Linked DNA regions of Homo sapiens: region 1 is linked to region 2. The links are chromatin loops, found by intact Hi-C in ENCODE. Cell type or tissue: ascending aorta. All regions are shown on one strand. Each heading gives the region's core, and the rest is flanking DNA. Links, peaks and the distances in the headings are about the cores only. Region 1 overlaps SLC8A1 (solute carrier family 8 member A1). Region 2 overlaps SLC8A1 (solute carrier family 8 member A1).

Evidence for each region. A loop is a pair of places that touch in the nucleus more often than their neighbours do. Peaks named below come from ENCODE experiments on the same cell type or tissue, not always from the same donor. Only the 100,000 strongest peaks of a DNase experiment are listed, where the experiment ranks them.
Region 1: it touches region 2 in a loop (4-fold over the local background); 2 of 110 quality-filtered maps call a loop at or near these places.

The regions. Positions count from the first base shown.
Region 1 is chr2:40,321,654-40,337,083 of GRCh38, reverse strand. The region is part of intron 2 of SLC8A1 (solute carrier family 8 member A1); the gene reads left to right. Among named protein-coding and RNA genes, the nearest start is that of SLC8A1, 120 kb to the left of the region's middle. In ascending aorta, for the core only: no CTCF peak of the experiment used is centred there; a DNase peak (open chromatin) is centred at 7,308; H3K27ac peaks cover 1,102 bases.
Region 2 is chr2:40,371,586-40,387,015 of GRCh38, reverse strand. The region is part of intron 2 of SLC8A1 (solute carrier family 8 member A1); the gene reads left to right. It also overlaps the pseudogene LOC124905995. Among named protein-coding and RNA genes, the nearest start is that of SLC8A1, 73 kb to the left of the region's middle. In ascending aorta, for the core only: no CTCF peak of the experiment used is centred there; no DNase peak of the experiment used is centred there.

The DNA of each region.
Region 1 (15,430 bases), core at 6,184-8,683, 48 kb after region 2:
CTTGTTTCCAACCATGTTGAGAAAAATTGGTTGGCTTCTAGAAGTGCATTACAAAGAGGTTCATATCTTCTTAGGCATCTTTAAGGATGCTAGTTACTGAATATCAATTTGGTACATTATGCCAGGTGCATCTTATTTTATATTCACCACCTCTATAAAGTAAGCATTATTATCCCCATTTTCCAGGTTAGGAAACTGTGGCTCAGGGAGTTAATTCACCCAGAGTTAAACAGAAAGTGGCAGAGTCAAGATTCCATGTGACATCTCTGACACCACAGTCTATAATATTACCATGGACTTTATTATTTTTTTCATGAAAAAAGAAAACATGAATAAAAATATTAAGGCATCCTAAAGCGGAACATGCTGGCAGTACACAGAGGTTCATGCCTGTATTTTTGTGAACGAAAGTGAACTTAACAGTCTATATCTATGATAGCCTATCATAGCATCTTCAGAAATGAAGCCTAGACCAATGACTGGAGGATTCCCAGGGGAAAAGGTCAGTTTAGATAACTTCCCTAAGGGATGTGACACTATTTTTTCAGAAAAGAGCCTTATGGTTAAATAAGATTTATCTGGAACTCTTGAGGAGCCCTCTGTACTAGTTTAGGCCTCTCAGGAGTACCGAGGCCTGACCATGTATAAAATGGATATTCTGAGATTTTTAGTGGACATTATGATGAATTGCAGACAAGAGAGGCCCCTGCAAGGCCTTTGTTGTCTTGGTTAAATCCTTATTCATTCATTAATTTGTTTACTCATTTGAGTGTATAAGATATACTGGACATTGGTACAGTGTGATATAAATATGTTTCCCACCTTCAAGTGAAGGACAGGCAATTACAATGCAATATGATAGTTGCTGTACCAGTGATGCTCAGATGTCTTTAAGGTACCACATAAAGTGGAATTAGGATGGCCAAATTCATCCTTGAGATTAGAGGGGAATGGAGCATTGTAGAGAACAGCCATTTGCTCTTCACCACTGGCAGGGATTTCGTTTTTAAGTCATGGCATGACATCATAAGGAACTATGCCACCCTATCTTGTCTGCCTTGTAAATACCAACTTGTTTGAGGTGTAGCTCTAGCATTACCCACTTCATGGACTTTTCCTTTCTCCCCACTGACTTTCTAGTACTTGGTTCATATACCAACTAGCAGTGTAGTGCTTTCTAAACTTAATTCACTTATCTCTTTCTTGAATTTCTCTGATAGGCTCATTCCACTGATATAAATTGGATCAGGTTCCCAAAGAGCCTGTATTCACATAGAGCCAGATAATCATGACAAAGGCAGAGCCTCAAAACACATTCATTTCCTGTTAATAAAAGGATTACCTTATTTCAATCACTTGTCAGTTTCATGATCTATGTAGTTTGTAGCAAAGGGCTGTTCCTAGACTGGCCCTGTGGGCCATGGAAAACACCCATTTCTGTTCTTTTAGGGCTGTCATATTGTAGCATAGATATTTTTGTATTATTCACATGATTTTTAAAAATACAATTAAGGGAAAGGAAGCTATGTTCATTGTATTTCTTAAAAGAAGTTAGTTTATTAAGTCAGTCATTCCCATCCAGTTTTCCTGGTTGTACACAGTATTCACAGTTTTAACTTGACAACACAATATAAATTTAATTATGGTTATAGACTAACCACTTTTGCTTAATTACAGGGAGTGTGCTTTCCAGATGAAGCCATATCTGAATTTGAAATACATCAATATATGGTAGATGTTTCTTCTTTCAGTGCTTCTTCATATTTTGATATTCTAGGAAATTAGAAAAATATATGAGCACATTGCTAAACTTTATGGGCATACATCTATTTGCTTTGTCTTTACATTATTTAAATTTCTAAAATGATAGAAAAGAAAGCCAGTTGTAGTATGATAATTGTAGGAAAATAATATACGGATATTGTATATCTATATCATATCCATATCCAAAACTATTTCCCTATATCTATTTATCTTAGCAGGAAATTCATTTGGGATTCACAATATGACTGTTTACAAAATGGGAGCACTAATGACCTCTTTGGAGAATGAGATCCATGAGTTGATATCAGTAGAGTTTTTGGCTTTTTGGCTAAAGCAGGGATGACCGAATTTACTGAAGGCCTTGGTACAGGTTAGGGGGAAGACAAGGACAGTGGTAGGTGACATGAAGCCTACTGCTGCCCCCTCACCCCCTAAAGGCTGAGGGACTAGTTTTAGGCTGAGAATGAGAGCAGTATGGCCGAGGGACTGGCTCAACAGTTCTTCTTTAATATATTTATTTTAAATGTCCCAGATGCAAATTAGATTTCTCTTTGCTTTGCTATTATGGTATTGCCTGCCTGAAAATAGCACGTCATTTGATCAATGATCTGATAATTTTGCCATTAGTGCGTAACCCTCAACTTTGGTTATTCATATTTATGGCTGAAAAAAATGTTTTCAGGACATTTTAAGGGCATGATTCCTGCCCTTTTAGTGCATTGCAGGACATACCCTTCTTCCTTCTCCAGGGTAGAATCACAGATAATGATTTTATTACTGGTACCAATAAAATAAGCTTTTAAGAATTTTAATGCACATATATATTATCCAAATTGTATTAATACATTTCATTTTCTAGTGTGATTTCAAAAATATGCATTGGCTGTAAAAAATATTGTCATTGTCCAGATATATGGCCTTAAACTACACTTAAGTCATGTCTATATAAAACTGAAATGGTTATGCCTTTGGTATTAAATCGTTGAGTATTTGACTGGGCTAAAAGTCATCAAAAGCCTAATACAATATTCAGTACATGGTACTTTTTCTTTCCTCCATTGATAACATCACATTGGACTGGAATGCAGAGAAAATCACTAACTTCTCTAAACCTCATTTTATTTACTTCAGAAACAAGGCAGGTGGATAGTCTCTAAGGCTCCTTTTAGCTAATTCTAACACTTATGTTTCTATAGATATGTTGATGATGTTGCAACAAAATGGATATACATGATAATGCATATTGATTGTTTTTTTGTTGTTGTTGTTTTTGAGATGGAGTTTCTCTCTTGTTGCCCAGGCTGAATGCAATGGTGCCATCTCGGCTCACTGCAACCTCTGTCACCCAGGTTCAAGTGATTCGCCTGCCTCAGCCTCCCAAGTAGCTGAGATTACAGGTGTGCACCACCATGTCCGGCTAATTTTGTATTTTTAGTACAAACAGGGTTTCACCATGTTGGTCCGGCTGGTCTCAAACCCCTGACCTCAAGAGATCCACCCGCCTTAGCTCCCAAAGTGCTGGGATTACTGGCGTGAGCTACTGCGCCCAGCCCATATTGATATTTTTTGTGTGATGATTACTGACTCCAAACTAATAGGGGACAAGTGATGGTATGCTACAATAATGATAAGGAGACTCTTAAAATTGAAATTGTTTTATTTATTCTTGTTTATACTATTAAGAAGATATGAGAGTTAGAAAAATATATATATTTTCTACCACAAAGTAGAATAAGCTCAATGGGATACCTAGGTCTTGAATAAAATGAATAGAATTCAGATTTTTCCCCAATAACATTGGTTACCTCAACATTCTTATGCTAGCTTGGGAATAAAAGACACTTTTTTCTTTTTTTTTTTCTTTTCTTTTTTTTTTTTTTTTGAGACGGAGTCTCGCTCTCTTGCCCAGGCTGGAGTGCAGTGGTGCGATCTCGGCCCACTGCAACCTCCACCTCCCGGGTTCAAGGGATTCTCCTGCCTCAACCTCCCGAGTAACTGGGACTACAGGCACATGCCACCACACCTGGCAAATTTTTCGTATTTTTAGTAGAGACGAAGTTTCACCGTGTTAGCCAGGATGGTCTCGATCTCCTGACGTCGTGATCCGCCCGCCTTGGCCTCCCAAAGTGCTGGGATTATAGGCGTGAGCCACCGCACCCGGCCTAAAAGACAGTTTTAACTGAGTGCAACAAGTATTTTCGTTAAGAGATTTTTTTTCGTAATTTACCATTCTGCTGAATCAATTTTTAATCCAGTTGGAAGCTCTAAAATTCTAACATAATTCAGAAGCATTAAAAAAGAAGACTAAGGAAGAGAAAGCTACATTTTTATTTCAGCTTGTATTGCATTGTGCAGAAAGGAAAATAGTCTAGCTAATTTACTTTTCCTATGAAAAACCTTAGGAGGTCCAGAGGGCATCTTTTAAGCATTTTGTGCTCCACCATGCCATTTGGGTCAAAAGGATTTATTTAAAATATATTGGTTTGTTTATCTGATAACACATAACTCTGGAAAAGCTAATCAATCTACTTTATTCACGGAAATATTAAAATGATTCAGCTGGATGGTTAATTTTGGTAGTCAGGGATTATAAACTCACTTCACAGGATTTTTAAACAGGTTTGACATTCCTTTCCCATAAGAAAGCCTGTATATATTTGACCTTTGGATTTCAGCCAACCCTGTCATTTATTTTCTGCAGCTTGGTAGAGAATTATGTTCCTAAGCCATTTTTGGCTCACCAGCCTTTTTTCTCCCTGGCGTCACTACTTAGTACTAGAGCACAAGGTCAGAATAAGGAAGTTGAGGGAAGACTGGAGTTCTTTCATTAAAATGAACTCACGGGATAAAGATACATAAGTAAGGGGAAACACCGCCCCCCGCCCCCGTCCTCCCCCCACACACATGTTGCAGAAAGAGGATATCATTTGACTGTTTGAATTGAATTATGTAGTGAAGTAAAGGGTAAATCCAGAGTCAGGACTTGCAGTCTCAAAGTTCAAAGCCACTTAATGAAAAACAGAGCTCTTCACCATCCTCAAAAAGCATTTTCTAAACAGCCAATTGCATGTGGTGCTGTAAAGGGAATTACGTAGACCTAGCCTGTGACATTTAGAAAGGCATTCAAAGTTTAGAAATAAAATACTTACGGTGTTGCCAAGTCACTACACAAGCCTTTTAGTAAATCTCTGTTTAGAAAACTCACTGCCAGGCACTATGGCTGATGCCTATAGTCCCAACACTTAGGGAGGCTGAGGTGGGAGGATCACTTGAGCCAAGGAGTTTGAGGTTACAGTGAACTGTGATCACACCACTGCACTCCAGACAGTGCGATCATAGCTCACTGTAACCTCAAACTGTCTGAAAATAAATAAATACATGGAGAGAAAAATTATCATAGACGAAAATATTTAGAAAAGCCATCCTAGGCCGGTCACGGTGGCTCACGCCTGTAATCCCAGCACTTTGGGAGGCCAAGGCTGATGGATCACCTGAGGTCAGGAGTTCAAAACCAGCCTGGCCAACTGGCAAAACCCTGTCTCTACTAAAAATACAAAAATTAGATGGGCACAGTGGTGGCCGCCTGTAATCCCAGCTACTCGGTAGGCTAAGGCAGGAGAATCGCTTGAACCCGGGAGGCAGAGGTTGCAGTGAGCCGAGATCGCACCATTGCACCCTAGCCTGGGCGACAGAGCGAGACTCCGTCTCAAAAAAAAAATAAACATAAAATAAAATAAATAAATAAAAAGCCACCCTAATGAAAAATAATTGATGAGTTTTAGTACAAAACTCATCCTATTTTATGCAGTTAACTCACATAAAATTTTGCTAATATAAAGGGCACTTTTTTATTCTCCCGGGAGTGTTCTTTACTGTAGGGTTGCATATACATTAAAGTGGGTCATAGAAGTGAATACAGACAAGTACCAAATATAGTAGGCATTATGTGTGTGTGTTTTATGATTCTATGAATATTCTATGAATATTCTGTAGAAAATGAAGTTAAAAGCATTGGTTAGACTTTTCACTTTCTAGCCTCTCACTAGTGGTAATAAATAATGACAATAGTAATGATAAGACACATTTATTGATAATGTATTATGTGCCAGACACTAAGCTTAGCACACTATATGGCAATTACTGAATTATCTCAATAAATTCTTATAACAATCTCATACCATAGATAATATCACCCTCATTTTCCTAGGTAGGAATCAGAGGCTTAGAGCCAAGATTTGAACCCTTGTCTGCAGGCCTGCAAAGCTGATGCTCCTAGCATCTACGTGTACTCCTCAAAACCTATCATAAGATTTTATTTCATTTGGAAGAAAGAAAGTATTTATTGTCTTTTGAGACGTTTTTATTCATTCAATTTTGTATGTGGCTCTGGTTTGCAGGTAACTCGATTGTATTAGATTAGATATTTATCTGTAGTTACAAGCAAGTTATATTTAGCAAATGCCGTAGATTCCAGAGGCAGTAAATCTTGCCATTTGTCATTTTTCCAGAATGCCTCAATTTACTTGATTAATCATGATCAGTCAATTATTTAGCAGTCTGTGCAAAAAGAGAATATATTTTAACTTTATTTTTCCTTTATGAGCTGGTAATTGGTAAAATGAAGAGAATTTCCACATTTACCTTTGCAACTATAAGCAACTAGTAGTATATTTATTTTGTATATAGACAATTACCTCTCTTTATAATAGTAATTTATTGATGGGTGTGTGTGTGTCCCTGCTTGGAATAATGGACTGATGTGTAAATTCAGGGAAAACATCAGAAATGACTAATTAGAAAACATAAAGGAATACTACTCTTGTATTTCCAGTTTTCTACTTTATTTTAATATACCAAATGTAGTCAGCCTTAGACATTGCCTTTATTATTCACTGGTTGGTTTTGTTCTTTTCTTACGTTTAGTCCAACAACACACATAGTTTTCAAAGAGGTAAAACTAAATTTTATGGGAATTCAGCTTAAAGAATGGCAGGAAGGACTGGCCTTGATGACACATGACCATTTATCCTCATCATTTTAATGTGTTTCCTTTAATAGTCTCACTTCAGACAAAAACATATACTATCATCCTGCCTCTACTATGCAAATGGAAAAATATGGTACCTTCTAATGATCAGAAGTTAGAACGGGTCTTGGGAATAACCATTAGTCCTAATAAATAGCGTAGGATAGTCCATTCAAAAATATTATTTAAAATTCATTTTTATTAAGATATGCATCTAGCATCTACTTTTTGAAAAGTTTTAAGCTCCACACCCGTTTTTAGTTAGAAACATTAGTTTATGCTTCTGAAGTTTCAGCTCCTGCTCTTTAAATAGCTTGGCTGTCTTGTTTTTCCCCCCCTTTTTATTACATAGTACTTTCCCAGGGTAAGTGATAAATAAAGCTGGAGGGTTGGTCATAAATTCCCTTCCTCTCTTTCCCCTCTATCCTACCTCAGGTTATTTTTATGCTAGGATCTGTGACAGCGTGCCAGGACTCCAGTCAGCATCACATGCAGTGGGATGGGATTGAGGAATACTTGCAACCTGGGAGTCTTCCCTGCTTAAAGCTCTCACTTTAAACCTAAGCAAGGGCCTGGGATGGGAGCAAGAGCCTAAAACAAGAACTTGAATGTGCAGCACCCTATCCTTGCTAAGGGACTCGTCATGACAAGTGATGAGAATTCTTGGCCTGGTTTTGAAGATACGTCATAGGGCTGATTGGAAAGAAAAATCATTAGTAACTTAAATCCTTTTCTCTTTCCATCTCTTATTCTTCCTCACATCTGTGAATGAGGATTCTGTTGAACATCTTAAATACTTTCAGGTTTAGCAAGAGATCTTCCAATAGCCATTTAACAAACAGCAAGAGGAAGTTCAGCCCTTGGCCAAAGAGATTAAAAAATTTAAACACACTTGGATGTATTGAATTTATTAACTTGGCCTCCAGAAAGGGAACATTGTAGTTGCACAGGCAGCAAGAAAATTAACCATTCAGTGCTGTAAAATACAGGAAGTTAATAGTACTTCAGATTGTGGAGACAGAGGTCTGGGAAGGATTGTTGGAACTGATAACATTTGGTTGGACCTAACGGTTGCGTAAGGTTTCAATGGGCCAGAGAATATGAGAGTATTCATTCAAGGGAAACTGCAGGAATAAAGGTTTGGCCGAGTGAAAGTTTGTCTGTTTTCAGTGAATTTTAAATAGTCCAGTGCGTGTGTGTGTGTGTGTGTGTGTGTGTGTGTGTGTGTGTGTGAGGTTGTAGTGTGAGGAGATGAAAATAGAGAAGTAGTGTGAGTTGAAACCATAAGGGACCAGGAGGGATACATTAATGTGTCTGGATTGGGCTTTGCTGGTTTTCTAGAGTTGCTGGAAGTCCTTGGGCAGACAAGTGACATAATCTACTCTGTGCTCTTAAAAGGCAACTGGTAATGGTGTAGACCACAGATTGAAGGGGCTGAAGCTGGAGGCAAGCAGATCAGATGGGGGAGCCCTTGCAATAGTCCAGGTGGGAGATTTTGATCACCTACAATAGGAGGAAATTGGAAGTCACTGGGAAGCTGGGACCAAATTTGGAAACTGATTCAGTGTGAGCTATGAAGATGAAAGAGACCTGAAAGATGACACGCTTGCGAACTGTGGTGCTTTCAGATTATCTAGAGACCACAGAAAGAGTTCAGTTTGGGATATCTAGTTTAAACTGCTGTAAGAGGCAGTGGAAAATGTATGTATGCGAACAAAAATGAGAATTGAGAGCTGAAAATAGAGATTGGGGGATTCGCAGCAAGAAGTAATGACAAGAGCTAAGTCATCAGGTGACATTACCTACAGAAATATATAAAGAAGGAGAAAACTGCAGGAGAACTTTGAGAAATGTTCTCATGGTGGTGGTTGGAGGAAGATGAATTTAAAAGAAAGAAGTTAAGGACTGATTAGAGGCAGAGGAGATAAACCTCCACAGTATCACATCAAATGGAACGGGGGAAGTCGATGTTTCAAGGACAAAGGTGAAAGAATAACTATTACTAATAATGGAAAGATCCTTGGGGAGTCTATGTGGACCAGGATAATACATTAAATTTAATCACATAGTGCTTTTAAGTCACAGAAAATTCCTTGGAATGGTTAATTTCTTTTCTTTTTACTCTATTTATCGACCTGAATAGTTTCTACCTCAACTCATCCAAACCTCAGAATATCCCAAAAGTCTAACTCTTTACCCTCTTCTGCTAAATATGCTCTTTTTCTTTCTTCTCTGAATTCCTGTGGTTGGTATTGTTAGTTCTCTTTTCACATGTGTATGTCTTATTTCCCCAACTGTATTATATGATTTTCAGGGCAAATACTGTATTTTTTTTTCAGTTTTATTTCTGCATGTATTTATTTACTTATTTATTAAATAATTTCAGCTTTTATTTTAGATTCATGGGGTACATGTGCAGGTTTGTTACATGGGTATATTGCATGATGCTAAGGTTTGGGGTATGACTGATCCCATCACCCAGGTAGGGACCATAGTATCCAATAGGTAGTTGTTCAGCCCTTTTCTCCCTCCCTCCTTTTGGAGTCCCCAGTGTCGTATTATTCTCATCTTTATGTCCATGTGTACCCAATGTTTAGCTCCTAGTTATATGTGATAACATGCAGTATTTGATTTTCTGTTCCTGCATTAATTCACTGAAGATAATGACCTCCAGCTGCATCCATGTTGCTGCAAAGAACATGTTTTTTTTTATGGTTGCATAGTATTCCACGGTGAAGCACTGTATTTTAAACTCATTCATTTGTGCCTCACAGTCTAGCAAAGTGATTTGCAGAAAGAACATGCTCACAACGTTTTTTAAAAAGCTATGCTGCGAAATTTGGCAACATGTATTAAGTGTCATGAAACAGTTATTTCCTTTGACACATAATGCCTCTTTTGGGACTTTATTCTAGGGGAATAATGTGAAATGTTAAAATGTCATATGCACAAACATACTTCACAGAGTTCTTTCAAAACAATTCAAAGGTCCAGTATTGTAACAGTGGAATGTTCATGTGAATTGTATGTCATTCAATGGAATCATGCAACTTTTAAAAACTATGAAGACTATCAAATTAGAAATGTAATTATCATTTAAGAAGGAGCAGGGCATACAATTATTTGTGCATTATAGGTTTCAAATGTATAACATGCATATGAGAAAGATTGAAAGGGAATAAATTAAAATTATATAATTTAAGACAGTAGTAGAATTGTAAGTAGTTTCTTTTCTTTTTAAAATAGGTATATTGTATTACTATTGTTGTTACAAGTTGTTTTACACAAAAGTAATGTTTTGTTTCCTATGGAGGACCTAATATTGTACAGTGAGCTTGGAAGATTACTTGGACCATTAGCAATTTCTACTAATGAGCCCTGACCTTGGGATCAATACCTCTGCAGTCTGGTTAGGATCCTTCTCTTGTTTCCACACAATCATCTTTAAATTTACATCGTCAATTTAAATGGATCAAACAGATTAGATTAAGAGAATACTTAAAACACAGGCCCTCCTGGAAGTGACTGAAAGGAGTCCTCTTTAAATATGCAAGTCATTACTAGGCTGTCAAGAACCATTAGTAGCCCATAGTAGTGATGACCATAACCATTGATCAGTACCAGAAATTTGTTTCATCTCTTCATTTTGGACAAGGGGACCACCTTTTCCTTTAACTCTTGGCAGTTCGAAAGTTAGAAAGAGAAAGAGAGGAAGAGGATAGTTAAGAAGGAAGGTGGGGAAGCAAAATGAGTGGGCTGTGACAAGAAAAGACCAAGGCAGAGAAGAAAGGTTTTTAACAGTAAGATAACTCTCTGATGTTCCCTTTCTTCACCATTTTTTTTTTTATCTCTTCCCTGCTGCTTATTGGAGCCTTTCAAATAGAAGCACTGTGGTTTCAAAAGCTATGACTATTTTTGATCTTTCCTCTAATCTATATTATGAGGTGGTCTTGGCCAGGAGATCTGTTCTCTTGATTTACATAGTGCACTGTACCAAAAGTAGGAGGTTTAGCAGCACAGGCAAAGACAAGTACAAAATAAGGGGTAAACAGAAAACAGAGAGTATGGGCAGGCACCCCAGTAGCCTTTTCCACGCTGCGGTCCCTAGCTCTGAGTTCGAAGAGGCTGGTGCAAATGAGTGAGTCCTATAGTTTTGCTACCTAGGCCTGTCTGAAAAATCCAGACAAGATATCCTCAGTTTCACCACTGTACAGATTGCACAGCTGCTGATAGAAGGTGCAGTAGATCTGCTTGTCAGTCAGCTCAGGACAGGTGAGTTGCTGACTTTCCCTGTGGGCGTGTGAAGAAGGCAGCTCATGCTTCTTGACATTATGGAGGCCCAGCAGTGAACTCTCATGTGTACATTAATGTGCATTTTACCTTTTTACCCATTCTAGGTAACCTATAAAGGATAGTGAAACTTAAAGAAATATCGAATATCAGTCCCAAGTAGCTGGGACTACAGGCACCTGCCACCACGCTCAGCTACTTTTTTTTTTTTTTTTTTTTTTTTTTTGTATTTTTAGTAGAGACAGGGTTTCACCATGTTAGCCGGCATGGTCTCCATCTCCTGACCTTGTGATCCACCCGTCTTGGCCTCCCAAAGTGCTGAGATTACAGGCGTGCGCCCGGCCCAAGAGATGCTTATTTTTTATGACTGAAATCAAACACCTATTATATTGATTCAGGTTTTAAGACTGGATCTGAAAGAAACTGACCCAATTTTTTAATGGTATTATAATATAACATGTAATATAACAATGAGATACAAAATATGAAAAGGTGCAGCCTTCTTATATGCTTAGGTTGCTCATAAATTGAATAATGAGTTTCTAGAAAATGTAGTCATTATGCCTAGCCTTTCTCAGGGATATCATTAGCCCAGTTATTTATCTGCTCCACTGGTTTGCAAGGGAAAAGCAGCTCCCTGGGCCAGGCTGGGACTTTTTCCTGGTTTCAGGGGCCTGGCAGCCCTCTCAAGAAACATTCTCTTCCTGCCCTACCTCAAAAGGTCAAGTATTTTCATGGCACTTACTAGGGCTGGCAGAGTTATGCTCTTTCTACATCATTGAGCATCAATCTGAAGCCTCACAAGGAAAACTGTCTGCTATTTTTCTGGTCATAAAAGAGAAAATACAAGTTGTTTTCCCTATAAGGAATTAATTGTAGTTTTTTTTTTTCTCTACAGACTCTGTCTGTGGGGAGGAAGTGGGCCTTCACATAAATAAATTGGATCATTATTAAGGAAAGAGTGAGAAGGGATGTGGTGGGGATTCCTTGGAGAAGAGAGTGTGGAAGTGCTGTTAGGATACAGAAGGGCACATGGAGAGGAGAGATCCAGGGCCATATCTCAGCCACATCATCTTTGCAGTCATTTGGTTGTTGCACTGCAAGGAGGTCATCTGGAAACAGCTGCACCATCAGAGGATGTTCTTTTCCTCCAGGTGTGCTTTAATAGCAAAACATGCTACTGCGACATTTCTAGTTCAACCAAGAACTTGTCAAGATGCAACCTTTGTGGGGAATCAAAAGTAGTATGTTCCTGATAAACTTAAGATTTGAGACATTGATGCCTCTGAATAAAAGAGAGAGAGAAAGACAGGGAGGGAAGAAGGAAGGGAAGGGAAAGGAAGGGAGAGAGGGAGAGAAACTAATAACTTAATTCTCCCCAGTGGATGAACAAAATTGCCACTTTGTGGAGACTAAAACCCTACATTTTTAATAAACAAATGAGCTACTTCACTTTGAATCATATTTAGAGCAGGAATCTATGACATTTCCCTTCGTAGTGATAACAAGGGGAAGAATACTTCTGAGTTAGGAAAGAAATGGAATGTTTGATCCTGTTTAAGTGTACAACAGGAAATTTAAATAATCTTGCCATGTTGGTTTAGGAAGTGCCTCTGAAATAGCCCCATCTTTATTTGAACCCCATTTTATAGTTGTCTGTTCAAAACCAGGTATAATTCCCACTCCTTGACTTTTGTGAGCGTTTCCCCTCTTTAAAAATGTAAGCCCTTCTTACCTTCTCACTTAGAGTATCAATTCATGCTACCTCTACTTTTAACCCAGTATCGATCTAAAAGTTAAAAGCTCTTCACTAATTCCTTTTACCTCATCATATTTCAATCTCGTGGATTTCTGTTTAGAATATCTCCATCACCTTTTTACATAAATTTATTTATAAGTAGGGTGACTATATGCCGCATTTTTCATGAGACAATCTTGGTTTACACATACTGTAATTGTTAACAGCCCCCCCCCCACCTTTAACTTGCTAAGCATTGCAATTTGGAATATAAATGGCATAGTAACTCTATTTATAAGTTAAGTATGCACGGAAATAAGCAAAATTTTGTACAGACTTTAAAAAATTCTTATAATTTTTTTACAATTAAACTCCTGAAACACCTTTCTCATACTAGTTTCCTATCTATTCATAAGTGAAATAGATACCTTGATAAGAGACTGAGTTTTCTGGCATCACTTCATATCCCTTAAACATTTAAAAATATTTCTAAATCTCAGCAATGGATTTAGGATCTAGTTAAACACTCTCGGAAGCCGTTTGGGTAGGAGGGTTTGTTTTTGTTGTATTTCCCCCCTTAGGAACTGGGCATTGGGACAGATAATCATTGAGTTGCAGCTGTTTGGGTCATATGCTTCTTTATAGTGCTACTCTGTTAATTTTGCATTATGCTGTTTCCTGGTACTTGAATTTTGCCAGACAAATATTTACGGAATGAGTGTTAATAGAAATTTAAATTGGGGATTGAAAAAAGAAGTTAGGATGGGCAAGTAAGTCAGAATCCAGATTTGTTTTATGTTGAATAGATTAATCACTCAGTTATTTTTAGCTAAGGAAATTGACCTTTTTTAAAAACCAGGTGAAGAAATAATTTGAGATTCAGACATGACAATTCTATTTGCAAGACCTGTGAGCTTTTTATGGACAGTAATAGTGTCTTAAAGTCTTAAGTTACATCCATTTGTATATCAAATTATGAAAGGGAAATATTGACAGAATCCAGGATGATTATTTATCAAGGAAACACTGCAATGGATGTCAGTCTTCACAGCCATTTAAGAAAAATTATTATCAATCTTGTAATTTTTCTATGATAAAGACACTGGAAGCTCGAGAACAAAAGCATTATAGTTGCCTATGTGATGTTGCTTTACAAATAAGAATATTTCTGTAAATGCTCCTACCTTCTGTCAGTAATCTCTGTCCATCATTAGTTTAAGTGTTATATAATCCTTCAATTTTAAATTATAAAAATTATTGAACTAAAATTTTAGCAAAAATGAAATGGAATATGCCTCTTCTTTTCTGAACAACGCTAAATATGTCTCTATTTATCTTTAAATATGAATTATAAAACCTACCAGAGAGAGTTGCTCTAAGGATTAAATGAGATTCTGTGTGTGGGGTGTGTGTGGTGTGTGTGTGTGTGTGTGTGTGTGTGTGTTACCCAATAAATGGTGGTAGGCACTATATAAGTGGCATTTATTATAATCATCTTATTTCTTATTAAATTGGTAGTGTTCAAACTTGGTTTTATAGATACTTGTGAAGGCATTATTATTTTTGTTATTATCATTATCATTATTTTTAGAGATAGGGTCTTGGTCTGTCACCCAGGCTGAAATGCAGTGATGTCATCACAGCTCCCTGCAGCATCAGACTCCTGAGCTCAAGTGACCCTCCTGCCTCGGACTCCTGACTTGCTGGTACTAAAGGTGTGCACCACCATGCCCATCTAATTTTTTTTTTTTTTTTTTTTTTTTTAACCTTTTGTAGAGATGAGGTCTCTCTATGTAGCCCAGCTGGCCTTGAACTCCTGGCCTCAAGCAATCCTCCTACCATGGCCTCCCAAAGCACTGGGATTACAGGTGTGAACCACACTGCCCAGCTTGTGAAGGCATTAAATGTGAGAAAATTATGGTGTCCTTTTCCTTCAAAAATTATATATGGATTACCTACTGAGTTGAAGATATTGGGGTGGTTCCATGGAATGAAAAAAAGAAAGGTTAATAAATTAGTTTTCTGATTCAAGAAGTTTAGCTGATGAACCCAGGGATACCTGGAAAACTCGTTTCTTACTATGCAAAACCACACAGCAGCCTTCCTAAAATTATTACTGATATAATCTTTTCTTAAGCTCATCCAGTGCAGTATAATATGGGTAAAAAAGGTCAAAGAAACTGACTTACTGCTAAAAATATGTGAACTTTGTGAATAATTGCTATGTCAATTCTAGTGAGAGTCATCATAGGCCTTTCCATTTGCTTAGAGATTCACCAGCATACCCTAAGTTGACTAATGAGTGACAGCAGAATTTCTTAGTTGAATCAGACAGTAGAGGTTTAATAAATGCTTGTGAATTGATTAAATGAGTGGAAAATACTTTACATACTAGTATCTCAGGTGATTTGTTACATGGATGGTGATACGGCTTGGTTGTGTTCCCACCCAAATCTTATCTTGAATTGTAGTTCCCATAGTCCCCACGTGTCATGGGAGGGACTCAGTGGGAGGTAATTGAATCATGGGGGTGGCTACCTCCATGCTGTTCTTGTGATAGTGAGTTCTCACAAGATCTGATGGTTTTATAAGGGGCTTTTCCCGCTTTTACT
Region 2 (15,430 bases), core at 8,549-11,048:
AGGATCCAAGTTACTTAAGATATTCTAGTTTCTCTTTATTCAAGTGTACACCATTGGAGAGTTTAAAGATAATATTTGGGTTGAAGTGATCTGCTATAGTAGAACCACCACATACTGAAGATAGACAAGGAAGACAAAATGGTAGTTTGTTGTCATTCATGGTATTTTAGGGATACATTATTTATGTCAAGGGGCAAAACTCACAAAGCCACAAAAGAAGAAAACTGGCCTGTTTGCTTATAAAACCTCCAGCAATGAGGAGTAACCAATGCTCATCCATCATGGGTTCTGTTTCCGTACATGAATATATGGACTTACTGACTTTTCCTACAATTATTTATTAATAATATACTTGGAAACTTAACTGCATTGTTTTCCCTTTATTTTTTTTTTTGATTTTTAAATTTCATCAAGTAATTAGACCCAATACCTTGCTTTGTATATCATAAAAGGGTAGTCCCATTATTCATTATCTCTTTTTTCATTTACTTGATGTTAAATAAAAATCCTGATCTAAAATAGCTTTAGGCTTTATTTTTCATGCATTCATTCTTTGGTGAGATTAAATAATGTAAAAGCCTCATATTATTTCTCAGACCTTTGTCCCAAGGTCTGAGAGGAAGCCTCAGGTTTGAGCCAAGGAAAGGAATTCCGCTACATTGACTTCTATTGCTCTGTTATATACACACACACATTTACCATTTGAAAGTAAAATAGACTCATTATAAAATTCTGGAAAATATCTAAACTAAAATAAAATAATATAAATTATCTCCAGCTGTATTAATAACAGGTAGTCATTTAAGATTTCCACGTATTTCCTAACAGTCCTTTTTGTTTTTGTCCGTGGGCATATGTAAACTTATATTTCAAAATTAAAATTATACTTTATATCTTGATTGTATTGTAAGCATACTCCATGCTATCAGATATTCTTTTAAAACACATAGTAGCATTTATTTGGAGCTCAAAAGCAATACCAGTTCAATAAAGAAAACTCGGAGAATTTAAAAATTTATAAAGATAAAAATGAAAATCACCTATTATAATTCAGAAGGTTTACATTTTTGTGAATGTTCTTTCTACCTCTCAAATCTTTGTAGTGGTGGAATAATATTCTATCATCAAGTGGATTATCATTTTGTGTACTTTTTTTTATTTGGACATTTTATAATTTCCAGGACTATTTTAATTTTAAAAACCATTGTCATTACATATTTTACACTTATATTTGCCAAGCTTCTGTTTTAAAATAGATTCCTTTAAGGGGATTTACTGAATCAAAAAGCATGAAGTTTAAAACTTTTTTTAGTACACTTTAGCAAACTGCTCTCCAGAAAGACATTTGAAAGATGGTATATTAAGTGTTCAAAAGTTTCCTTGGCTTCAGCCTGCCAAAGTTTAAACTTTGTTTTATGTTGCTCCTCATGGTACATTTTTTTCCTTGTTGATATGATAACTTTTACATTATATTGATGTTATTATTATCATTATCCCGTGTTTATTATAAATCTCCTCACCTATATTTATACTTCTGTCTTTTCGTAGCAATTGATACAGTTTCCAAAAAACAGATACTTTGAAAAATGGTGATTTGAGAGAGATTAAAAGAGAAAGGTAGGAAAAAATAAATGAATGTTTTAAATCCAGTATTCAAGACAACTTTCTTTAAGTGTGGCTGATCACTGAAGGAGAAGGAGAAAAGCCCAGAGTTACAGTAGTATGTCTCAAAAACTGTTCCTTATAAAACTTGATTAGAAAAAAGGAGTTTCCTCCTCGAGACTAGGATTATTCCTATTGCATCTTCTATTTGCAGAAACAGTTAAGAACATACTCGCTCTTAAAAAGGTGATAGCAATTAATGACCGTACTATTTGCAATTAACTTTTCATCACTACAGGATCAAAAGTACTATAAGAGTTGAATTTTTGAGTACTATAGGAATTGAATAGTGGCATGTCATTTATGATTATTTTAGAAATGTATTTTATAAGAAAGTACTATATCACTTAGATTTAGAAGAACTCTATATACTTAAGGAGAAGTGGTGGCAGGCATTAGGAAAGAGATTTGACCTTGATTATGCAATCCTTGTGAAATTACAAGTGCTATTATAAGTAACAGTTGTTAATCTACACAAGTAAAGCCTTGACTCATCTGACCACAGAAAAGACAATAATTGCAATAGAAGATAAAATGCCGGGAAAAAATTGTAAAAGCTAATACATTTTTAAATGCCCAAATGTGAAAGTAATGAGAAATTAGGTTTTTAAATATTTTTTGGTTTCGAAAGGCTTTCATCCAGTCCTTGAAATTTTTTAACAAAACCTCCCTGATACATAAATAAAAAATATAAAATATTCCACCAAAGATCATGACAAAATACAACTATAATATCTTGAAGAAATGAGCATAGTAGAAACCAATAGGTGGTGCAATGATGGCCAAGTGAGTCCATTTCTTATTTATAGAAGAATTTAGTTCTGTCTTCTATGTTCTTTTTGAATGATGATGATGTTGATGTATAGTGTACCTTCTTTCAAAGATAATTAGAGAATGTTGCCTTCTATACCCATGATTCATGATGCAAGGTTCTGTTCTGCTTGAGACTGTCTCATTGTGTTTTCATCAAATTTCAACAATCTACAAAAGACTGTGCTCAATAACATACAGAGTGAATCAAGAAAGTTTCTAGTTAATACAATAAATAACAGTTTAATAATTCTTAACATTTTTTAAAATGTTATTTATTTATTTTAGAGACAGGGTCTTGCTCGGTCTCCCAGACTAAAGTGCAGTGGCACATTCTTAGCTCACTGCAGTCTCCAACTCCTGGGATTCATGTGATCTTCATGTGTCAGCCTCCTGAGTAGCTGGGACTACAGGCCCACCATGTCTAACTGTTAAAAAAAAAAACTGTAGAGATGGGCTCTTGCTGTGTTGTCTTGGCTGGTGTAAAACTCCTGGCCTCAAGCAATCTTCCCATTTCAACCTCCCAAAATGTTGAGATTGCAGGTGTGAGTCACTGCACCTGGCCAGTGCTTACCATTTATTACTTTATAGTGAATTGTAAAGTTCGCAGATGCCCTGTTACCAGATCTGTGAATGACTGAAGGTTCACTCTTGGATATAGGACTACATTGTATCTCTAAAATTTCTGTTAAGGATAATGTTTACAGATGCTATTAATTATGACAATTTCCCTATCACACGTATGCATCTCATATACCACAGTCTGTGACTTCTGTGGATCTGTACCTTTGTTAAATAGTGTCTTGCCAAATAAATTGACAAAATCCATCAAATGGATTTAAGTGACAACTACTTAATATTTAATACTTGTTTATGTATTAAGTATTACTTAATTAGTTGGTGTGACCTTGAGCAAATTTTTTTATCTAAGATTTAATTTTTTTCTCTGTTAGTACCTACTTCTCTAGTGAGTACTATCATAGTTGTAAATCTAGAAAGAGATAATTTATATAATTATTTAACACAGGTCTGTCACATGGCAAATATGCTCATTGTTATTATTTTTATTACTAAACTTGAGTGATGCTCTCTACCAAAATATGAAGCGAATGACAGTCACCAAATGTCTTTGGGATGGTTCCTGTGTCAAATGTTTCTTATAAACATGGCGAAGGATAAGAGCAATTCTAAAATATAATGTTTGTTATTTTGTTGTCCAACTAAGGACAAAAAACATATATCAAATTTGTTCCGGTATGTAAAAGTTACTAAGTGACAAGTGAGATATACAAACAATAGCCTCTCCAAATTTCAAAAAAATGTGAAAAATTCATGAAACTTTGCTCCATGATTTATGTTTATTATCTACAACGTGTCTGTAATCTTTAATTTGCCAATTTTGAATACAAGGATGTGTCAAAACAGAACGTATCATTAAAAAACAAAATCAAAGCAGGGATAATAGGTCCAGATTCATTTAGTGTTTTATCATTGGGTACCTAATTTGCCAAGCACTATGTGCCACATTTATATGTCAACAATAAATGCCATAAGACAGGTTGTGTATTAAATAGTATAAAAGCAAATATAGTATTCATCAAGTGTTTATTCAGATGAATTAATGAATGAATCAACCAAGAAAGACATAATTATAATAGAATCCCTCTTATATTCCTGGTAGTTAATCAAAATGTCAAAGTAGGAATTTTAAATAATTTTAAAATAGACATTCTATTTTAACTAAAACATATAAATGTACATTTACTCACTTCTATTTTAGTAGAACAATTAAAGCTTTTCTTTAAGCAAAGGTCCACCAGTTGTAAATTTGTGTTTTCTTATTTGCTCAAACCATACCTATAATATACGATTTTCAGTTTAGATGGTTGCAAGGCAATCTAATTGCAGAGTTCATACATATTTTGCCCAGTCTTTTATAATTGTCTTCTTTACATCAAATCAGGCAGTCAAAAGAAAATAATACTAGTCTTTACGGAGTGTTTATTAGTACTTACAAGGCATTCTGCTTGTTTCTTATAGGGATAACTGTTTTAAAACACTCATATTTTATTGATTTGAATAATATTTAATCAAATTATGGAAATTACGGTAACAAAAGTGATGTAAACAGGTTACGGAATAAAAATACTAACCCTTGGCAAATGTGCAGTTCTACCATCTGGATGTACCTGAAGACCGCCTACTAGGTGTATGTACTCACTGTGCTACAGAGAATGTTCAGTTCACCAATAAGTCATCATTAAGTAGAGATTGGTTAGGAGAACTTCTACTGTTATGCCTTTCTGAGCTATAATATGCTAGACTCTGTGGCAGGTCATTAAGCTTGGCCTCTTTGGATGAATTCACAGTCTAGTGAAGAAGATATGTAAAGTAATAATTAAACTAATTACAATATTAGTGCTACAGTAGAGAAATGTGTGTTACTGAAATGCCAGGGGTTCTGGTTAGGTCCTACTGCTTGCTGCACAGAAAATCAATCACTGAAACAATGATTATTGTCAGGGAAGAAGGCTTTATTGGGTGCTGCAGCCGAGGAGATAGGAGATCAGTCTCAAATCCATCCTCCTGACTGACTAAAATCGGGTTTGTAGAGCAGGGAAGAAATGTAAGTACATGAGGAGAACAGGAATTAGGGAGAGGTATGGAAGAGGAGTTGGTGAACAGGAAGCAGGTGGTCAGTTAGGCAGTCATGATAGGTGAGGGGTGTGGCTTCTCTTTGTCCAGATGGTGATCTGGAAAGTTTCAGTTCCTTGATACTATCTAGGAGGCCCAATGGTTGGTTTCCTGAAAAAGGAACTCAGATAAGACAAATGTAACTTTCTCAAGTTTTAAGACTGGGAGAGTCAACTTCTATGTTTATTTAAAAGAAACCATAAACATCTGTTCTATAGGACAGCTGGGTCCATTTCATAGTTATCAGAGATCATGAAGGAAGTTTTGACTAACTTTATGGAGATGGGAAGAATGGGGCCAGGTAAAAGACATTTGACCTGAATTCTGTGAGATGAATAAAATTTTGACGAAGTGAAGAGAAAGAAACCTGTTCTGGAGATATGAATTGAAGGTTCATAAACTCATGGAGAGATGTGAGAAGAGAAAGGAGTTGTGAAGTTTGTCCCACAGGAATCTCTAAGATACTAGGAATCTTGTTATACTTACTTTAAGAGAAGTATATAAGGAGTGTTGTGGAAGGACAGGGAAATGGAAAAGTTAATTTCAGCCAAGCATGTGGGTGGGTGGGTGGAGCATGTAGTGGATTGGGAAAGGCTCCCTGGAAGAGGTGACAGTTCAGCATTCATCATGCAGTAAACCATTTCAAGCAGGGCTGGTGGTATTGCCGAGTGCAGCCAACCCCCGATTTTGATGTTTGGAGCAACCAGCTGAGGTTGTTGTTGTGGATATACAATCTAGAAAATTTGGCTTGCCTGGTTGGTGGAAATTTTTCTTTAATCACATTCTGCTATAGGAAATGAAGAGGTTTGGGGAATTGACCAATCCTAAGTTTCTTCAGTCTAAGAAAAACTTCAAACTCGGACACTGAAAGGTGTGGAAAATCAGTGAGTCAGAGAGAGGAGAAGAATCTGGCATGTCACAGAAAGCCAGACATTTTTACTGCCCTACTTTGGATCCCATACGCAGGGTGATTTGTTGAAAAGTAGCACATTCCCTGAAGAAGTAGGACACCTGGTAACCCTCATTTTAGTAGGGAGGCCAGATCTAGCTGTAGCCAGGTTAGTAAGTATTTTCTCCTTTTCCTTTGTGAAAAGCCCCCTCAGATCCAGTGTGGACCATCATTGCTCAGGAAATTCTATTAAGTTTAATCTTTGAAATCGCAGTAAGTGTAGCAATAACATAATTAAGGCACTCATCACTTGCCGTAAGCTACTTTATTTTGCTTTAGGATGTTGAAGTGTTCTTCAAGTGCAGCTGGTGGAACCCACTTGTGCCGAATAATTAGTAATGATTTCAGTCAATCCTCAACCAACAAATCAAAAATGATTTTGCATCTGTCTCATAGTCCTTGGTGTTAAAAAAAAATGAGATAAAACAGATAAGTTTGTCTTTTTTTCTAGTGAAAGTTCCTTGTGAAGACTATAGAGATTCATGAAGAAATTGAATAGGCTGTACATCCATTGCACATTAATGCCTATGCTAAAGGCATTTCATAGCAATTCTTAGGATTGATTTATTATTCTTCCAGGCTGTTTTGTAAATAGACTGTGAAGGCAAGGGCCTTGCATGCTTGGCATATATATGAGTGTGACTCTTGCTGTCTATCAGCATGGCCTGGGGTCAAGCCCTTGACCTCTTCAAGCATCAGCTTTATCATATGGAAAATGAGTACAAGGATACTTGTTCGGTTTACCTCTTGGCATTGCTATTGAGATAGAACAACAAACAGTGCTTTGTAAACTACAAAGCACTGATCAAGCTAAATGTAGTAAGCCAAAATTTTCCATGATTTTCATTGTAGACATTATGATATAATGTCAGAAAATGTGCTGACATGTGGTATCAAGTGACATAAATAAGACTTAAAGTATTTTATTAATTTTCACATCTCTAACAGTATGAGACCTACTAGAGCTCTTTCCTAATGGCTCCATATTGGCAAAATATTTGAGTGAGCCATTAAGTTTTTACTGTGAGTATATGTTTTACATTAAGTTTAGCCTGAGAACTTTAATAGATATTTAGAAAGACTTCAGGAGACTTCAGTGGCAAGTTTTGAAGATGCTGCCCCAAGGAAAATGTGGCTCTGGGAAAATGAGCAAAGAAGAAGCCTCTTAGAGCACCAGTGCTGACATAAAGGCACAGGGTCCCAAAGGTGATGGTGATGCGGTAAACAGACACATTCTCTGCAGGGAAAAAAAAAAAGGCAAAATCATGAAGGCTATGGAAACATTAGTCTGGAATGAGATTCAGTGAAATGGCTGCACAACATAGTCAAGCTAAGGACAGGCAAGGGGGCGACTTCGGTTAGGTGACCAGAGGGTTCATGGGGGACACTTTTGAGAAGCACCATTTGCCATGCTTATAAGTGGGATGGATAAGCCTGTATTTATAGATCTCCTGGTTAAGACAAAATTTAAGTATCATCTTATTATGGTTGAAGGAAGAAAACAAAAATCATATGAAAAATTGAAGAAAAAAGAATTCAAGTCATCTACATTAGCTAAAACTTCTTAATTGTAACAGAAACTAGCGAGGTATAGAACAGTAGTTTTCAAAGTGTGGTCCATGGATCAGTAGCAAGGACATGACCTGGAAGCTTAGAGATTCAAATGATTAAGCACCACCTCAAAACGGAATCAGAAATTCTCAAGAGAGGGTCCAGTAATTCATGTTTTAACAAGCTTTCCAAGTGGAGTAAATAACCATGGGGATTTTAGGTATTTGCATTTATTCACTAAAAAATTATTAAAATGGCATCTATTATGAGCCAGATGCTATTCTGGAAACTGGCGGTAAAACAGTGACAAAGATGGACAAAGAGCCTGCCCTCATGGGGTGAACATTCCAGTCTGGGAACAAAACAGTGAACAAATAAATAGTGCATTGTAAAGTGGTGATAAATGCCTAGCATGAATACAACTTAGGCAGGAGAAGGAGATAGAGTGTTTGATACTGCTACTTTAGAATATGGTCAAAGAAGACCTCTCTAGGAGGTGGCATTGAGCTCAACCTCAGCAAAATGAGGGGCAAGGCCATTTTAAAGAGAGAAGTGAGTTCGCTGGGCCAAAATAGGAATTTAACAGGAACAGGAGCATGTGTGTGATACCTGGCTGAATTCTTTCTGGCTTCTGACCTCTACTTCTCTCCATGTGTCTGACTCATTCCTCTTTCTCTGCAGATGACGGGCAGCTTTCTCTTCCACAGGAAAGGTACAAACTGTTATCAGCTATATGAACACTCTGACTTGGTTCTAGTTTGAAACTCCCAAGAAATAATGCTGATTTTCCCAGACACTCCTCTGCTCAAAACTCTCCACTAGCTTCGCACTTCACTGAGAGTAAAAACTCCACAAAGCCTGGCCTCCTGTTACCTGTCAGACCCATTCTCCCCATCACATACTCTACTTCAGCCATCTGGGCTTCCTTCAGTTTTTCTAGGTCTTGTACTCCAAGGTTTCTACTCACACATAACCTTTGCATTTCTTCATCCTTCTGCCTGGAACAATTTTCTTCCACATACCTGCTTAACTCACTCCCTTCTTGTCTTCAGGCTGTTACTCAGATGGCACTTTTCTGCAAGAGATCTTCCTGAAATCCAGGAAATTGCAGCTCCCATGTCCTTCCATATACTGTTTCCCCCTGAGCACTTATCAATATGAAATATACTAGGCATTTCAGTGGTTTTTCTTATTTCTTATTTCCCTTTCACCAGAATTTAAACTCTATAAAGGCATAGATTTTTATCTGTTCTGTTCACTGATTTATCACCAGCTCCTAGAACAACGCATTGCATACAGCAGGTTATTAATACATATTTGATGAATGAATGAATGGATGACAAAGAGTACAGGATAATTTTCTTTAAAACCTGTGAAATGAAGTTGGAGTTTGTGGTAGAAATTATAAGACAATAAGAAGACTTCATTACAACAGGGTGAAATAAAAACATTTTGAATTGATGACCATAGGACACAAGATTTCAGTCTTATTCTGCAACTGAATGGCCTTGAGGAAGCCACAGAAACTTTGTAGGGCTCTACTTTGTCATCTATAACAGGGAGAAGGTAGTAGAAGTAGACCTGATTGGAGAGGCAGGAGAAGACTAAACAATATCTGCAGTGCTTCCAGCTCCCACTCATACTCGGTGATGTCGTATCTAGAGACTAAGACCAGGTATGTGGACCAGAGTTTTTTATTATCTATGGTGGAAATCTATTTTAAATTACTTGAGAAAAAAACAGGTGGTGCATGTGTGTGTAGATTCACTTTGAGCTCTGCTCTAGGGCTGTGAGTTGGCATCTGAAGCACACAATTCAGAAGTGAGACTTCAAGCACTTCAAATATTTTTATATTAGCTTTTTGTTGGTGCATGGCAAATTACCAGAAATATAGTGGCTTAAAACAACATACGTTTGTTATCTCAGTTTCCATGGATTAGAAGACCATGCAGTGTTTAACTGGGCTCCCTGCTCAGGGTCTCACAAGCCTGCACTCAAGGTATTGGCCAAGGCTGGGGTCTTATGTGATGCTTGGGGTCCTCTTCAAAACTCATGTGGTTTTTGGCAAAATTCACTTTCTCGAATCCATAGACTTCATGGTGGCTTGCTTATTCAAAGCCAACTGGAGAATGTCTTTGAGTTTCTTCTTTCAGTGAAGCCCTGGACCCTCTTCTTAATGGGTTACCTGATTAGGCTAGGCTCACTCGGGATAAACTCTTCCTTGAGTAACTTAAAGTCAAATAATTAAGGACCTTAATTACATATGCACACTTTCTTCACTTTTGCCATACAAAATAGCCCAGTCTTAGGAGTGACATCCCCTCACCTTTGCCATATTCTATTCATAAGAAGCAAGTTGTATGTATTGTTCCCACTCAAGAGAAGAGAATTATATACCTGGTCATGGTTCATGGGGGTCATCTTAGAATTCTACCTATTGCATAATAGAGGGCATGGTAATTATAATAGACATATGGAATAAGTTTCCATTTTGGAAATTACAAGTATTCAGATTATTTAGTTGACAGGAGAGATTTTATAAGCCCTACTCCTCCTGCATTAAGGACATATAGAATCTGCTAGCCCAGCTGCTCAATACTTTTGAGGCAGTTAGTACACAGAGTCAAAGCATCATCGGTCCTTGTCTCCCATTTCACTGGGGCCTCCACTGGCTAAGTGACTCCATGGTTGCCTGGTCCTGTTGTTTGTTGGTTGCATCTGCCACAGCGTGAACTTTCCTTTCCTTTTCCTTTTCCCTTTCCCTTTTCCTTTCTTTTCCTTTCGCCACTTTTGAACTTGACTGAAATGCATGAACATTGCTTATGAGGTAAATGTCAGAGTGACTGACAACAGAGAGTGAGACCTCCTCAGATTTACAATGTCTATTTTGTGCCTGTTTGTAAACAAATGTGGAAGGTTCAGCAGAATTTAGTCTGAGACTTGCTTTTATAGAACAGAACGTTTGATAGTGAAATTGTAGGCGAACAAACCATAGCTACTGTCTATCTCTAATCCCAGGTGACCATGATTATTTACCAAAATATTGACAAGCAAAATTGGCTTAGGTTAGCTTATCTGAGACAGAAACCGTTGAGGTACAATGTAAATTGTACATTGTTAGATGCTTAAGGTTGGCCACAAATACTAGACTGATAGGTTAACAGTTAAGTCACAAACTTATATTGCAATCAGTGAAACTTAAGAGGAATGACAAAGATGTTGGAAAAAAATATATTCTAGAAGAAAATTTTAGGTTTGAGAGTCTACCTCTTCATTCAGCATTCTAAATATACTGTTGAAAAAGTCAACCTACAAATTACAACTTTTTATTTATTTATTTATTTATTTTGAGACAGGGTCTTGCTCTGTCACCCAAGCTGGAGTGTAGTGGTGCTGTCTCAGCTCACTGTAGCCTCTGCCTCCTAAGCTCAAGCGACTCTCCCATGTCAGCCTCTGAGTAGCTGAAACTACAGGTGTGCACCACTGCGCCCAGCTAATTTTTGTATTTTTATAGAGGCAGGGTTTCCCTGTGTTGCCTGGGCTGGTCTTCAACTTTCGAGCTCAAGCAATCTGCCTGCCTTGACCTTCCAAAGTGCTGGGATTACAGGTGTGAGCCACCACTCCCAGCCTAAGCATATAACTTGATATAGTTGTCAAGTGATTAACTTGTTTCAGTTTCTTTGGGAGTGGGTCTTAACTCATCTGAAATCCTTAATATCTTTTAGGAGAATAATTGACTAGACCACTCTTAGCCAACTTTACTTAATTCTATCTGTGGTAATGATCCTGGAGTCATATACATGAAAGTTTAATGAGGACTTTATGGTATTTGATACCATGTTGAAAAGGAAACATAAAATTCTTCTAATAAAACTATCCAATTAAAATGCTTATTTTTTAAAATGAGCTGCACTTTACTAATTGGATATATTGTAAGTAAGTTTGTTAGGAAAATTCACCCTGCTCCAGAATCCACTGGCTTAAAATTCCCTAATTGGATTGGAAAATAAACCAAACAAACCAACAGGAAGATAAATATTACCAATATTTTGAGTCAATTCTGTCTTGAATTCATCAAAGCCAAAGGTACTAATATCTGTGTTTATGCTGTTCTTAGGGTTTCTATTTTTTGTTTGTTGTGTTTTGTGGTTGTTAATTAACTGAGCATTCCTTCAATCTCTAAATTTCTTAAAAATATCAAGTGTGTCTTGTGACCACCATCAGCTGCAAACACAGCATCAACTTACCAAAACAGTCTTTGGTGATTAATCCATAATGACAGGGCTGTTCTCCCGACTGATTAAATTCATTATCAAGCAGCCAGAGGTAGAGAGCTCTCCATGGAAGATTTATTACTCTGGAATTACCTTTCTAGTTTATACTGATGAAGCTAGCTTTGGTAAATAAGGAAGATGAAAATATAAGGGGCTCCTTTTTAGTGGATATTGACGAGTACTTTTAAAAATGGCTAGTCTGTATTTTCAGTGTCTCAATTCTTAAAAAAAGTCCTTAAACATATGTCATCTTTGGTCATTCACAAAGCAGTTGAAATGGTTTATTATCACCATGTGGGATCAGCCTCTAGAATAATCTTTTAGAGGCTGTATCAGGCCAGGCTGATACAGCCTGTGTGTGTATCAGGCCTGAATGTGTGTCAGGCCAGGCTGGGAAAGTTATTGTTCTTATTCTGTCTGCCACCATCACCTTGGTTCACTTTATCACCAACAAAGCTGGATTTGGGTAATAACTTACTAAATGGTTTCTTTACCTAGTTCTTTCCTTTACAGGCCTATTCAGGGGCAGGTTAATTTCCCTTGCTGTAATCAAGTCACCCCTATGCAAAATGTACAGTTTATAATTCCAAATACATACATATATATATACACACACACCTGAATAGCCTTAAGTCCTTTCCATATATAAATTATTTTTATTCATTTCATCTTTTCTTTTTTAAATTTTGTTTTTGTTTTTGTTTTTAATATAAATATATATATAAATACAGAGACAGGGTCTCCCCATATTTCCCGGGCTGGTCTGGAACTCCTGGGCTCAAGGAACCCACCTGCCTTGGCCTTCCAAAGTGCTGTGATTACAGAGATGAGCCGCTGTGCCTGGCCTTATTCCATCTTTTCTTTAAAGTTTTCCTGTTCACCTGAGCACAAAGTGACTTCTCTCTTCTCATGAGCTGTATGACTTTTGGCTTTAAAGAGCTCTTTCTGTAACTTAACATTTTTTCCTGGTTGTGTGGTTTTAATCCTCAGTGGATTTGTGTGTGCTCTGAGGATGGAAAAGTCCAAACTTTACCTCACTGCGTCCTGTGTTTCACACTGGGTCAGGCAAGGAGTGTATCTGATACCTCTTCTCAGATTTCTTGAGAAGAGCACGTGAATTTATTTGCTCTATCAAGTTGCCTTCTAGTCCATTTTATGCACACTTGTTTGGAAGATATCTGAAAGAGAATACCTAAACCTATTGTTTTTGGTGCACTGTCAGGGAATATGGAGCACAAATGGCAAAAGATGGGGGAATGGAGGGTGCAGATACATACAATGAAATTCAGTACTCTCATGCCACCTGCCATTAAGCCTTACATGAATATTTTGTTTATCTACTGTTTGTTTGTAGGAAGGAAAAAGTGGGAATTCTGAGCCTCGGATCCAACTGTACTATTTGGCTAAGTTACTCAAGTTCTCTCAGCCTTCATTTCCTTATGTGTAAATTAGATAAATTAGTACTATTCCACTGGATTGTTCGGCAGGCTAAATAGGGTTATGTAAGTAAAAAAACTTGAAAAATGCCTAGCTTAAAATAGATACTCAAGAGCTCTTAGTCCCCACCTCCCACAACTGTAAATTAGTCTTGGGGTCATTTTAGGGGGAAGGGGAAAGAGGGTGACTGTAACTTTTTATTTAAGTCATTATTCATATCGGCATTGAATTATAGGCTGTAAATTTTGAACATGGGAGATTTAATCACAACTGTGATGATCTATTTTTGAAGAGTCATGTTTCTGCTGAGATTGACCCTGGCAGAGGACCTGTGGGTGGAAAGTAGGTGTAAATCATTCAAGACAGCTTTGTATATTAGTAAAGAGATAGAATCACATACCCAGAGATAAATTTAATTTTGCAATTGACATTCACTCTTTTGTAAGCCACTTTTAATATTACAACACAAAACCTGGTAAGAATAGCCTTTTAAAGAGACATCCTTCAAGGCAAAAAATACTAATTTTGATGATTATAAACATTTTTAACATTTCTGGACTTCTTTCTTCAATTTATGGCTAGGACATAGTTTGAATTTTTTTTTCCCCCTTAAGTTGGTTGGGTACATTTTGACGGGGATTGCAAGGCTGCTGTTGGTATTTTGTAAGAATTTATTTTTTTCCTTTGTGTTCCCATAATACCTCTCTTGATAAACCATCAAGGATTTCTCTTCTATTCATTCACTAGTAGAGTGAGGCAATTTGCTATCCCTCCCTATGTTAACACCAAAGCCAGAGATAATGACTTTCCACTGTTACACTGGAGACGTGAGTCAAACAACAAAATACCGTGGTATAAGCGATGGCTTATTAACTACAGGGGAGGAAGTATCTTCTGCAAGATTCCCTAGAACCCAAACTTAGTCTGGAAGTGTCTTCAACATAGAAAGAATGCAGGAAAATGTTGCAATTTCCAAGAATAGTTGAATACTTTCAAGAAACAGTCTTTCTAGCCTAAAGGCCAAAAGAAGTAGAGAAAGGAGAAAAAAAGAAAAGAAGTCAACCACAAGAAAAGTTAATATTGCTTGCCTTCATGGGGCGGTCAAGCCCACAGAATATGGAATCCAGTTGTTTTTGATGTTTGCCATGGTAGTATTATCTATGAAGAAAAATCCTCAGCATGACAGTGAGATTTCCCAAAGGGAGAGGAGTTTGTGGCTTCCACTTAAAAAGGAAAGTGTCACGTGTACTTGTGTAAAGTTGATTAATGCTTCTTACTTGTAAATTTTGCCAAGGTTAACAGATCTCTGTGGTAGAACACACATACACCAATTTAAGAGACACAGCAACTGGGTGTTTATTTTTTCTCCCCCTCTTCTTTTCTTTTTCTTCCCCTTAGGATTTCTGTGACCATATATAGCCATGGCATCAGTTTACATTCTGGAGGATTAAAGTTTTCTGTTTAGATTCTTAGAGGAAAGTCTAGGGTTGAATGTGATTATTATAAATATTTCTTGATTTCTGGTAGCAAGCTATCTAATCTTTCCTGCATTAAGAGGGGTTTATCATAATTTTCTTCTTTTCAAATCCTTGGCCTTTGCAGCTGTCCCTTGGAAAAGCATTTCATTTGCTCCAAAGAGAATAAACAATGCTTATAAATTAAGTCATGGGTAGGATGTTACATCCCAGTTCCATGTACGAATATAGTCCTGGTTTTTTGTCTCAGTGCCTGGCCCAGGAGACCAACTGGGGACCTGGTTCTGTTGTAAAACCGTATTGTCTGGCTGCAGGGCTGCTGCCACAGCAACAAGAATCAGTGATGTCACAGCCTCAGAATCTGCCTGCCAGAGATCGGGTTTCCAGAGGATATGATCAACTCTTTCTGCTGGGAGACAATTTTGCACATCCCATCTCAAAGACAGTTTAAACCTTTGTTCTCTCTTGTTTCCTCTTTAAACATATGTGTCTCTGTTCTATCTCCAAAATCAGATAAAATCTCATAATAGCAAGAGCTAGGATTTATTGAGCATTCACTATGTGCAAGTTGACTATGT